Regions from separate parts of the Homo sapiens genome. Here region 1 is linked to region 2. The links are chromatin contacts, found by Hi-C or POLR2A ChIA-PET in ENCODE. All regions are on one chromosome and are shown on one strand. The core of a region is the stretch at or near the end of the contact, and the rest is flanking DNA. Distances in the headings are between cores, read along the strand shown. Region 1 holds the start of STAC3 (SH3 and cysteine rich domain 3). Region 2 holds the start of NACA (nascent polypeptide associated complex subunit alpha).

Evidence for each region. Hi-C counts contacts between places; a loop is a spot of excess contacts on that map. ChIA-PET counts read pairs that join two places held with the same protein, here RNA polymerase II (POLR2A). Pooled maps may share reads with other maps.
Region 1: POLR2A ChIA-PET joins it to region 2 with 10 read pairs in naive thymus-derived CD4-positive, alpha-beta T cell. The contact joins the promoter of STAC3 here to the promoter of NACA in region 2. A Hi-C loop is called at or near these places in 2 of 50 pooled maps. POLR2A ChIA-PET finds 5 or more read pairs at or near these places in 6 of 52 experiments (AG04450, B cell, OCI-LY7 and 3 more).

Annotation. Positions count from the first base shown.
Region 1 is chr12:57,248,935-57,255,072 of GRCh38, forward strand. STAC3 (SH3 and cysteine rich domain 3) reads right to left here and starts at 2,253. Exons shown (of 12, transcript NM_145064.3): 1 at 2,059-2,253; 2 at 637-703; 3 at 107-374. The coding sequence starts at 702. R3HDM2 (R3H domain containing 2) reads right to left here. Exons shown (of 24, transcript NM_001394031.1): 24 at 4,830-6,138. The coding sequence ends at 5,839. RefSeq lists an enhancer at 1-23.
Region 2 is chr12:56,719,972-56,726,807 of GRCh38, forward strand. It overlaps NACA (nascent polypeptide associated complex subunit alpha), which reads right to left and starts at 5,328. Exons shown (of 9, transcript NM_001365896.1): 1 at 5,292-5,328; 2 at 4,481-4,552; 3 at 1-1,488. The coding sequence starts at 4,550. RefSeq lists enhancers at 845-964, 3,955-4,074, 5,134-5,183, 5,274-5,403.

The sequences.
Region 1 (6,138 bases), core at 1,003-3,502, 530 kb after region 2:
CCAACTCTAGCCACAGCCCATCTGCTACAAATACTCCTCTCCTATGCCCTCTCCCCAAACCTCTGCCTTCAATATCATACTCTCTTCACTTCCCTTCATGACTCACGAACAATCATCCGGGCACAGACATCACAGAACTTTGGCTTCTTGAAGAAGTGATCTTTGAATTTGTGGGGCTTATCGTTGACCAGCTTAGGAGGTTCTGGGGGTGGCTCCTCCTCCTCCTCTTCTTCCTCTTCCTCTTCCTCATAGATGTAGTAGATGGGCCCACCCCCAGCTCCCACTGCCTCCCCATTGGCCTGGGGCTCTGGGGGAAGTTCCATCTCCTTTGTCCCTGTAGAACCCTTCCTGAGTAACTGCTTTAGCCGCTGTAGCTGAGGGAGGGAGTGAAGAAAACCCAATGTTAAAAGGACTTGTCACCCTCTCTAGAGTAGGGGGGCGCTAGAGCAAACTAGACAGTTTTCTAGTTTCAGGCAAGGAATGTACCCCAGGATTAGGGGGGTATTGGTATTGGGGACTGCAGGTGCTGGCCAGCAAAAAATGAGTCACACACAAATGAGATCAATTTAAGCACTCTTCTTCAGCTGTAATGGCTTCCCAGCCCCCCACACCCAGTGGTCAGAGGCCCAGACTCACCCCACTTTGCCGAGTCTCTGCTGGGAAGGAGGGCTTAGGGGACTCCAGCACCTCCTTTTCTGTCATCCTGCAAGAGGTTGGACCCCACTATGAAATCTAATCCCTTTCATTCTTCTCTCCCTTTCTGTCCCTTGCAGTAGGGTGGTCCTCAAAGGGGAGGCTTTCGGAGAAATGTGATGAGAGATTTTGCTGTTGTTACTGTTGAGATGGGGTCTCACTCTGTCACCCAGGCTGGAGTGCAGTGGCGTGATCATGGCTCACTGCAGCCTCGACCTCCCAGCCTGAAGCGATCCCCCTACCTCAGCTTCCTGAGTAGCTGGAACACAAGGTGCACACTACCTGGCTACTTTTTTATTTTTTGTAGAGACATGGTCTTGCTTTGTTGCCTAGGCTGGTCCCGAACTAGCTCAAGCAATCTTCCTGTTTCAACCTCCCAAATTGTTGAGACAGGCGTGAGCCACTGCACTGGGCCAAATACAGATCCTTTGGCAGGTTTTATTAACAGATTTCATGGAGGTCTAGAAAAAAGCTTAACATGGCCGGGTGTGGTGGTGCATGCCTGTAATCCCAGCACTTTGGGAGGCTGAGGCAGGCGGATCACTAGAGATCAGGAGTTCAAGACTAGCCTGGCCAACATGGTGAAACCCCATCTCTACTAAATATATAAAAATTAGCCGGGTGTGGTGGCGGACGCCTGTAATCCCATCCACTCAGGAAGCTGAGGAAGGATAATCGCTTGAACCCGGGAGGCGGAGGTTGCAGTGAGCCGGGATTGTGCCACTGCCCTCCAGCCTGGGTGACAGAGCAAGACTTCGTCTCAAAAAAAAAAAAAAAAAAAAAAAAAAAGCCCAACAGACTAAAGAGCTTCCCAATTAGTTCCTCAAACTGATACTCATCCTTCCATCCTGAGGGGCGACCCCATAGTTTACAGCCCTTACACAGTGTTCAAAGCTGCGTGGTTTACGTCATTTTCCTATAGGTACTTTGTTTCTCCTGGAAATCTGTGGGCAACAGAGATGTGATGCATACCTTCCCAGATCTCCTCTCTTCAAGAGGTTTAATGTGTGTCCTCGTGTGCACACAAGGAAGGATGGACTGGAGACATTTGTCCTCCCCTACTTTTTTCTTGAGCCCTGGGGGCCCTGTGCCTAGTTCTGTCCCAGCCTGCCTCAGGGCTCAGCTATTTTAAGTTTTCAGGGTAATATGAGCCTTTCCTTCCCTTACTACTTCATTCCCTTCACCCCACCCCCACCCCCACCCCCCGCTTCAATCCAAACTCATCCTAGAGTAGAATAATAATTTTACGCCTAAAACCCAAAAGACTCACAGACAAGGAGAGAAATGAAGAAGCTGAGTAGATTATAGATCAGGGCAGCTGGGGTGAGCAGTCGTGGAAATCAAGAGGATGAAGAGGTAACTTACGTTCGGGATTCCCTAAGTCAGTCCACAGGCTGTAGAGGGAGCTGGGAGCCTCGAGGCCTTGATGGTGGTGCTGGGGAAAAACTGGTCCTCTTCCTTGGGGGCTAAGCCCCCCCAGTACCCCCTGTGTTCACACCAGCTACCCAGTCGCTATTTGTAGACCTCCTAGCCTCCTGCCTTGGTGTCAGGGCTGAAATGACAGGGCTGGAGGAAAGTGGACAGCTGAGAAACACAGCTGACACAGAGAAATTGGACACTGAGAGGTCTGGGGCAGGGCCGGACCCTAACTCCTCCCAACCCCCTAGAGCTGCTGTTCCTTGATTCTTCATCTAAGGCGAACAGGTGAATAATGGCTGAATTCAGGAAGGGACAGTTTCTGTTCATGCTCATTTAACATTTAAGGGGAGTTTATTTTTATTTTTCATTTATTTTTTGAGACAGGGTAAAAAAAGACTAATTTGAACTCATAGAGCTCTCCTATCAGCCATACTAGATGGCTTTTTTTTTTTTTTTTTTGAGACAGAGTCTTGCTCTTGTTGCCCAGGCTGGAGTGCAATGAAGCGATCCGGGCTCACTGCAACCTCCCAGGTTCAAGCGATTCTCCTGCCTCAGCCTCCTAAGTAGCTGGGATTACAGGCGCCCACCACCACGCCAAGGTAATTTTTGTATTTTTAGTACAGATGGGGTTTCACCATGTTGGCCAGGCTGGTCTCGAACCCCTGACCTCAGGTGATCCGCCTGCCTTGGCCTCCCAAAGTGCTAGGATTACAGGTGTGAGCCACCGTGCATGGCTAGATTGCTTTTTATCTGTAGGTGGTTGGAGGAGTACTTTGCTATCCTGTAAGAAAGTGAAGAATATGTAGTATTGCTTCATTCCCTCCAGCAGCTCCCAGAGACATCTCCCCACCCTCCTTCTTGTAAAATTTTGTCCTCAGACTGAAGGGAATTACCAGGGCTATTAAAAAGGGCCAGTTAACACTGGACAGAAGCATATAGCTGCCACATAAGGAATTTTTTAAATCATTTCTAAGTAATGTCCCCTTCCTCATGAGAACTGCAAACTCTTAAAGGTAGGATGGCCAACCCTCACACTTCCTAAACCCTTTTGATTCCCTGATTCCATCTCCCACCTTTGATGCCTCAGTATATAACTGATGGATCAAAGAGACAGATGCCATTCTCATCTCACAGGGGTGCACCCTTCTACTCTTTGGGCTGTGACATGGATGAAAGAGGAGATACTCCCATCTCAGGGGAGAGCAATTTAGAGGTGGCAATGCAGTGCTGCTCTATTCCTTGTATCTGTAAGAAATAAAGGACTGTGTTGGAGACTGGGTCAGGCAAGCTCCTGTAGGATCGTCGTTAGGGATACAGCTACTTGGACCCAAGAGATTTCCAGGGCAACGTGCTTTGTCATTCTCACCCACTACTTTTTTCTATTTAAGGGGGGAGTTTGAAAAGGGGGTGCAGGATGGTTCTGACTCTGCAGGTTCTTTAATGGCCCTGCTCTGACAGGCTGCAGAACAACAGGGCTTGCTTTGAGATGCTCTAAAGGAAAAGCTCCATCTTGCAGGCAAGATGACTTCTGCTCTTCGTCTTTTTTCAGCCACATAGGACAGGGACTGCTGAGCATGTTTGGATAATACAGCATCTTGGCACTGCGAGTTCAGTTGCTGTAGCTTTCATTGTAATAAAAATCTGCTTCTGTCCCTGACAGGTAAAACCCAATCCTCCAGCTTTAGGATTAAAGAAAGGCAGCCAGGCACGGTGGCTCACGCCTGTAATCACAGCACTTTGGAAGGCCGAGGCGGGTGGATCACAAGGTCAGGAGTTCGAGACCAGCCTGGCCAACATGGTGAAACCCCATGTCAACTAAAAATACAAAAATTAGCTGGGCACGATGGGGCACAGCTACTCAGGAGGCTGAGGCAGGAGAACTGCTTGAACTCGGGAGGTGGAGGTTGCAGTGAGCCGAGATATCGCGCCACTGCACTCCAGCCTGGGCAACAGGGCGAGACTCCATCTCAAAAAAAAAAAAAAAAGAAAGGCCCAAGTTCTCCATCCCTAAAGGGTTTTCAGAAGACGAGCTGGGCTGGGAGTGGTGGCTCATGCCTGTAATCCCAGCACTTTAGGAGGCCAAGGCGGGAGATCACTTGAGCCCAGGAGTTCAAGACCAGCCTGGGCAACATGGTAAAACCCTGTCTCTGCCAAAAATAGCAAAAAAAAAAAAAAAAAAGATTAGCCAGGCATGCTAGATCGCGCCTGTAATCCCAGCTACTCGGGAGACTGAGGCACAAGAATCGCTTGAACACGGGAGGCGGCTGCAGTCAGCTGAGATCTGCCACTGCACTCCAGCCTGGGTGACAGAGCAAGACCCTATCTCAAAACTCAACTACAAGGGCCCTAAATGAGTACACAGTACCACAGAATTAATAGTCTGGAAGGAAACCTAGAGGTCACCTACTAAGTCCAAGTCTCTTATTTTACTGATCTGGACACAGATCCAGAGTTGAGAAGTGATATGCTCGATGAACCACAGTGGCAGAACCGGGAGAGCCCAAAGCCATGGTCCCATTAGAGATCTAGCCATCTATCAGAACCGTGTACAGGGAAGAGGATGAGACAGAGGGAATGGTGTTAAAATAGTGTGCGTATGCTAGAGAAAGCCATCCCAACCCACGACAAACACCTCCAACAGCTGTAGGGCTATACCTACCCAGGGCCTCCAACCCTTTACCCATACCAGGGCGGCAACAGAGAAACAGTGACTGATGTCCAGTGACAGATTTTTTTTTTTATATTTAAAAACAAAACCAACCTCCCCCCAAATAACCCCCAAACAAACAAAAAAACAGATTAAATAAAATTTACAGTGAATATACCCAGCAAACATCTGTATGTGCAATTAAATACTGTGTCTGTTACTGCGGCACGAACCTCAAACAAACAATATACAAGTGTTCTGGGGGGGCCAGGGGAATCCCAAGTTTTAACTCTGTGGGGTCTAGGAAGACAAGATGGGGAAGTGAGAGAATGGGGCAATCAATTTTGTTTATCTTAATTCTGTCCATATAAATATATTCATAAAGACCAAAAAAGGAAAGGAAGCTTGGGATGTTAAGGTAATAGGAGGACAGTGTGGGACTTTCCCAATTCTACCTGACCAAAAAATGAGAAATTAATTTTATGATAGGAGAAGAGATTTAAAAAAATGATAGAAGAGGATGGAAGCCAGGCACAGTGGCTCACGCCTGTAATCCCAGCACTCTGGAAGGCCAAGGCAGGTGGATCACCTGAGGTCAGGAGTTTGAGGCCAGCCTGGCCAACATGGTGAAACTCCGTCTCTACTAAAAATACAAAAATTAGCCGGGCATGGTGGCGCGTGTCTGTAGTGCCAGCTACTTGGGAGGCTGAGGCAGGAGAATCACCTGAACCCAGGAGCTGGAGGTTGCAGTTAGCCAAGATCGTGCTACTGCACTCCAGCTGGGGTGACAAGAGCGAAACTCCGTCTCAAAAAAAAAAAAAAAAAAAAAAAGAAGAGGATGGGAAGAAGAGTGATGCAAGGGGGGTCAACCAGGGAAAAAGAGAGGACCCATGGCAGGGGAGCAAGAAGGAGTCCAATGCCAGTGTAGGTATCTGTGTTTCCATCTTCATCACTGTCTTAGGTTCCAGTTTAACATCAGTTTCCTTACTTCCTGCCTCTGTCCATGGTCTGTCAGGATCCTTCAACCCCCTCCACCCTGCCCTTGCTCCTTCTGTGACAGTCCCTTTCCCCTCCTCCATTTATTGGGAGCTGGCTCGCTCCAGGATCCTCAGGTCATAGTTCTTTTTGGCCATTCGAAGTTTGAAGCGACTCACGGAGTTGTTGAGACGAAGGGAGGCATTTTGGGCAGCCAGGGGGCTGGGGAACACAGCCACAATGGTGTACAAGGCAGCGAGGTCCGAGTGGCGGCCATTCTCAGCAGTCCCACTGTTGTCCCCCCCACCCCCTCCAGGCAGCCCCTGAGCATCCTTGAGCCACTGGATCTTGGCGCCAGACATGGCGAGCTGCGTGAAGAGTTTGTCCGCCTCAGTACGGGTGAT
Region 2 (6,836 bases), core at 4,078-6,577:
TGGGGAGATTTTTGAGGTCTTCAGGGTCTGGCAGAGGAGGAGAGACTGGTATCCTCAGAGTGGTTGCTACTTGAGTAGAAGGCTCTTTGGGAGCCACAGGTGCCATAACCAAGGCAGCAGGGGAAGTTGGTTCTATGTTACTTATGGGACCTGATGACATTGGAGGAGAAACACAAGTAGCTACCTCAAAGGTAGTAGTAGGTGCTGCAGCAATTGTACAGGGGTTAGTCACCACAAGTGGGGTGGTTCCAACAGAAGAAACGGGCATTTGGGCCACTAAAGGATAATGATAAGTGGCATTAGGAGAGCTTTTGAGAATGAGAGAGGTTGTAGGAGATAATGAAAAAGAGGTAGCTACATTTAAGGAGCCAGAAGGGCTGCAGGTTATGCTAGAGATGGTAGAGGGACCTTTGTCAACAGATGGAGCCACCACTGGAAAGGCAGCCACAGTAGCAGGAACTACCTCATTTCTGGAAGGAAGGGGAGGAATTACAGATCTCTGAGAAGGATAAGAGGCCCCTGTGGAAGAATGATCTACAGAAATGGTCTTCACTGTAGGGTCTGACAAAGCACTAGGACCTGTTTGACCTAAAAGTTGGACAGAACCAAAAGAACTCTGATGTAAAGGTGCAAGATGAGAGCCCAGAGAAATGGGAAAATCTGGGGGGGTGTTGGGACCCGCAGTCTTTTGAGAAGAGGTCACCACAGGAAGAGACTGAGTTGAAAGAGATAAGGCAGCAGGTGGACTAACAGGCCCCTTCAGGCTGAGGCTTCCTGGGTTTTGTGGAGAAATCAGAACTGAGGAAATGGTGGTATCTTTGACTTGAGGGGAAGCGATGGCTAGGGTAGTTGTGGGTGTTGTCTGAGGAAGGGAGGCCACTCCAGATTGAATAGAGGCCATGGGAGTCACACAGTGGTAAGGAACAGTACTGACTATACATGGAGGGCTGGGGGTGCCTTTTGGATTAGGGACTACCTCAGAGGGAACTTTATTAAGATTAGTCTTTGGTTCTGAGGGAGCAATGGGAGCTGACAGAGTTATCACTGACCCTGACTCAGCTACAGCCACTGAAGGAGGTGAAGTAAGAAGGTTAGGTGGAAAAGCAGAACTCTTCTGAACTGAGTGGGGAGCCAGGGCAACCAGAGCTAAGGGAGCTGAAGAGGAAGGGGTCCCTTTCAGAGTTGGAGCTATCATGGGAGAGGCTAGAGCTAAGGCAGCTGGGGAGATGGGAGGCCCTATTAGGTTTGGTAGGAAGGTTGGGGCTTCAGGGGCAGTTCCCAAAGGTAGGGCTGTTCCAGAGGATGACTGGGGAAAAGGAACTTCTAAAGGGGTCGAGGCAATAGTAGAGGGGGAAGGGAATGGGGAAGCCTGGTTAGCAGCTGAGAGAGGGCACTGTTGTGGGGCAGGAGAGCAAGGAGGGGGGAGGGTAGGTCCAGGCTGCCCTAAGGCAGCAGTGACACTCAAGGCTGAAGACATAGGTAGCACAGCTGGAGAAAGGCAAAAGGAGATAAAGAAAGGGGGAGGGGGAGGAGAAAAAAGGTGAGTTATGCAGCCCAACTTGGTACAACATGCCTCCTAGGAAACACTGGAGTTTAAAATCTGACAGTCTAAGTCACCACGCAGGATTAGATAAAGGTGACAGGCAACAACAACCTTCCCCAAACATTTTTCAGTGGTCAAGTGAGAAGACATTCCCCTCCTAATTTCTCACACTTCCCCAAGTTCTACCAAAGTAAACCAACTATTTTAGGGTGAGGAGAACAGTCTAAGAGCAGCCTATCTCTAAATGGGGAGCACAGACTCTTGGTAGGTTGAGAACAACATGCTTTCTATCCTTTCCCAGTTGTGCCCTCCCCTTACTTCTTGAAATGGACTGTATTCCCAAGTCTTTCTCACAGCCAACAGAATTCCCACGAGAAGAACAGCTGTGCTACTCTGTCCACCCAAATATCATGAACAGAAAAGATACTGAAAACTGGAACAAAGAAGTTAGTGAGCAGTGACGATGATGGGGAATCTGAACTGAATAAGAAAACACAGGCTTTTATACTTTCAGGCTTCCACTAGGCTAGGAAACATCTGACTCTGTTAGAATAGTTTTGGGAAGGAGGTGCACAGCACAATTCAGTTCTTCCTAAAGTTGAAACACTTCAGAATTTAATATCAAGTATTAAAGTCACTTAGCTTCTTTATACCTTACCAGTTTACTTACTCACAAAACCCAAACAAGAAAACCAACCACAAAAGGACTGTAATAGTCTCTATAAACCTTCCTAGGTGATGTTAATTCTTCAGACATCAATCCAAGATGAATTAGACATGAATTAGACCTCCAGGCAGAGAGCTTACTCACAAGGGTAGGGACTGTATTATGAAACTGTAACCTAACTTGTTAAACCAGATTGTGGTGCTATTTTGGAAGAAGAGAATTGGAGAGCCTGTAACAGTGGCTCATGCCTGTAATCCCAGCACTTCGGGATGCCTGGGAGGGCGGATCACGAGGTCAGGAGTTCCAGACCGACCTGACCAACATGGTGAAACCCCGTCTCTACTAAAAATACAAAAATTAGCTGGGCGTGGTGGTGTACACCTGTAATACCAGCTACTCAGGAGGCAGAGGCAGGAGAATGGCTTGAACCCAGGAGGTGGAGGTTGCAGTGAGCCAAGATCGCGCTACTGCATGCACTCCAGCCTGGGTGACAGGGTGAGACTCCGTCTCAAAACAAAACAAACCAAAGAAGACAATTGGAGTGGCGAGAATACACTGGATCCCCACTCCTTAACTTGGAATTTAAGTGTTTCATTATGTCAAAATACACCAATGTTTGGCATGACAGTAAGACAGTATCTCTGGCATTCAGGAGGTAACACAGAATTGGATCAACAAATGCTCAATGCTTAGAAGGGAATGTTAAGGGGGGCGGGGGGGAAGCCCGTGGTACCAAAATTCAAATTCAAAATTCACTCAACCAGTAATTCTGAAGTTCTTATGGCATCCTACCATGGAAAAGACAAGGTGGCTCAACTAGTTTTTCCTGGAGAGTGGGTAGGCCAAAGTCTAACGATTACAGGAAAACGCTACCAAACATAATGAATCAGAATTAAAAACATGGAATATGTTTTCTTCTGACTGGACCTCAAATGGAATAAGCACTCAAATACTTGCTTTGACACCATCAACAATTCCTTGAGCTTCCTTCTTCATTCTAATAGACTATCATTACAGATAAAACCTTGTGTATTTATCATTGGTACTTCCTTAATATAAGCCTACTATGCAACTCAGACTATTCAGGAATACGTTTAATAGCATTAAGGACTGTTTCAGAAGTAAATGCATTAGTTTTGAAGCTTGAATCAGATTATTCTAAATTCATCTGAATTTCAAATCTTCGTATTTGTAAAATTAAGTTGTTCAATGACACAATCTCTAAAATCTCGTTTTGTACTGAAATTACAGAATCTTTAGAGAACAGTACTTTATTTTTTCCCTTCCTTAAGCCCCTTGTACTTCAAGAATTTCATATTGTTTATACTCCAGCTTAGAGCCCCCTATTGTCCTTCCTAGCAGCTGTATTAATCCCTTCAGCTGTTAAAATCAAACAGGTGGGAAGAAACTTTATGCTTTCAACTATAAGCAACTCTACTGTAACTCCAAAAAGGGACAGGAATTGCCCTTAAATAACAAATGAAATTTAAAAAAAACCAAAAAGGTGAGAATGAAAATTACAGCCTGAAGATTTCCTTCATTTAACGCTGCACAACTGACTCAGAAAGGCTATCATTTTAAGAACTTTTCATTACCTCCTCCTAAGTTTTCTACAGAGATATGTTTTAACCAGAATTTAAAATTAGCCTTCACAGTCGTTAATTTCGACGCTGAGGATAAAAGGATTTATTTCAATCCTGGGTTTCACACAATGATGCAGGAACTATTCCAGCACACTAGAAGTATCTCAGCACCACCAACCCATAAACAAGTTATCCGACCTAGGACGACTCTGGGGCCCAGTAGGACACATTTACCACCAGCACACATCTCATCCAGACATGTGATAAAGGCACAATGCCAAGCTCTGCTAACTAAAACCTTGATGCAACTTGCTGGCTGGAGTTTCACAAATGCTCCGGGCTCCTTGGCCTGTGTCATCTAGTTCCAATAGGTAAGAATCACTGAGCCCATTCCCTGCTGAGTTTTCCTATGTGAGGTGGGGGTTCCACAGGAGAGCTTCTTTTGAGGCGACAGGCATAACATAGAAAGCAAGCTAGGGTACTTTTAACGTCCACGAATCTTAAAAATATTATTTTTACTCCAAATCCCTAAAGAAGTATCTCCAGGATAGTAATTTTACGGTCTATCCTCCTTGGTAAAGCTGCAACCCCATCCTCCTAAAAAGTGTATTTCCCCTTGGTCATTTTGCCCACCAAATGGCTTTAGGGTTAATTTTAATTAATGGCAAGGAGGGTAGGGAAACCTACCTGTCTCAGCCTGGGGCTGCGGCAACTCCTGCTCTGTAGCAGGGACGGTTTCTGTGGCTTCGCCGGGCATTTCTGAAGGAAGGGAATAAAAAGGAGGCCTAAATTGATTGGGATACATTCACTTGCCCAACCCGGAGATAAGTATTCTTAAAAACTCCGAGGAGGGCTGTTAGAAAAAAATCGTGAGGGTGTTTGGTGACAACCTTCCCCAAAGCACCTGGGAATAAGAGGTAAATATGATGTGACCCTCACGCCTCTATCAAGGCCAGCAATTCCCACTGCATTCTCAACCCGAGGGAGAGGATCCCGGGCTGGCTCTCGATCATGGGAGACTTCAGACGCTACTGTGAACCCCCTCCACTCCTAATACTCACACTGGCTGGGCTGGGGCCTCCTGGACTACGTTTGCCGACTTTGGGGTACCAGGAGGGGAAAGACGGTGTTTTAAGTCCAACACTTGCTTGTCACAGGGAGAACGGTGTTACAGGTTCTAAGGCTGTGACCCCTTACCCTTTTCTGGATCCTGTGAAGCAGTTCCCAAAACAAGACGCACTCCTCTTCCGCCCTCAACACTGCAACTGCTCCCATCTCTGCAGGCTCGGATTCTGGGCCCGCCCCGCAGCCCTTCTACCCTGCTTTTGCCAGGACACCAACCGCAGACCCCATTTTGTCCGGAGGCCCAGGGGCGAGTAGGAACCCTGTGGCCCAGTAAAGCCTCCAACTCTCCTTAACTCTCAGTCCCCGGGGCGGCTTAGCCCGAAAGAAAGGCGGATGGCTGCGGATAGACAGTAGCGGCACAGAAAGTACTTACTGTGCAGGGAACGCGGAACCAAGATGGCGGCAGAAAGACCGAGCGAGAGCGTGACCCACGCCTGTTGCAGAAGGAAGCCTGGAGCGGAGGGGGTGGGACTAGGATCCGATTCCGGGTCAAGAGCTGCCGGCAGCCACTTCCTTTGACGAGTGACTGTCAGGCCGTTCCCACGGCGGGGGTGGTGACAAGGACTAAAGGGTAAGAATTTAGAACGGGACGCGCAGGCCTAGCAGGAGCTCTCTGCGCGGACCCACGCAGTCCTCAGAACTAAGCAGACTCCGCCCTCCGGTCCGCGAAGTGGCGACTGCGGTATTAAGTCGACCTCGCGATTTCTCAAATAGTGCAGGAAGAAGACATTAAATAGCGAATGCTAGAGACTGCATTCACAACATTGGAGGGTGGAAGTGACTTAGGCTAACCAGTTATTTTTGGAACACACGATGTGAAAACATTTAAAAGCTGCTGGACCCTCTCCCCCCCCATCAACAACAACAAAAAAACCCATTTTAAAACTTGAGAGATGTGATGGGTCACATATAACTTCAGTTCAGATTATAAATTTAATTCGATTTTTCTTGTTCTGTTCAATGACTAGAGAGACTCAAACGATGTCACCAGATGACAGCAACTCATGCGTGTTAAACTCTTCGTAAAACAATGTTAGCTGTACCCCCGCCCCCCCCCCAAAAAAAACACTTCTTGTAACCAAATTCTGTAATTATGTTCCAACCTTGTATGGATAACGTAATCCAGCTAAAAACTCCTCTGTCTCCCTAAATAAATGAAATCGTAACTTCTCTACTTCTGAAGGCTGACTCCATTCTTTGGAGGTTTTCTGGTTGGTCCATCCTCACACTGCCCTTGAATAAACTCTTTAAATAGATTCCGGCCCTTTTGATTGTTTTAGGTTCACGACAATTTAGCCGATGTTGAAATTATAAAGCTGCAGATTCTCCTTCCCAGAAAAAAAGAACATAGGCACATATACAATTCCTTTGCTTGCTATTTTGGGCACTTCTTGGATTTTTTTTTTTTTTTTTTTGAGTCGCTCTGTCGGCCAGGCTAGAGTGCAGTGGCACGATCTCGGCTCACTGCAATCTCCGCCTCCAGGGCTCAAGCAGTTGTCCCGCCTCAGCCTCCCGAGTAGCTGGGATTACAGGTGTGTGCCACCACCCCCGGCTAATTTTTTATTTTTAGTAGAGACGGGTTTCACCATGTTGGCCAGGCTGGTCTTGAACTCCTGACCTCAGGTAATCCGCCTGCCTCGGCCTCCCAAACTACTGGGATTACAGGCGTGAGCCACCATGCCCAGCCTGTTTGTTTTGTTTTTGGGACAGTCTCACTTTTATTGCCCAGGCTGGGGTGCAAAGGCACGATCTCGGCTCACTGCAACCTCCCCTTCCCGGGTCAAGCGATTCTCCTGCCTCAGCCTCCCGGGTAGCTGGGATTACAGGCATGCGCCACCACGCCAGTCTATTTTTTGTATTTTTAGTAGAGACGGGCTTTCTCCATGTTGGCCAGGCTGGTCTCCTCCTGACTTCAGGT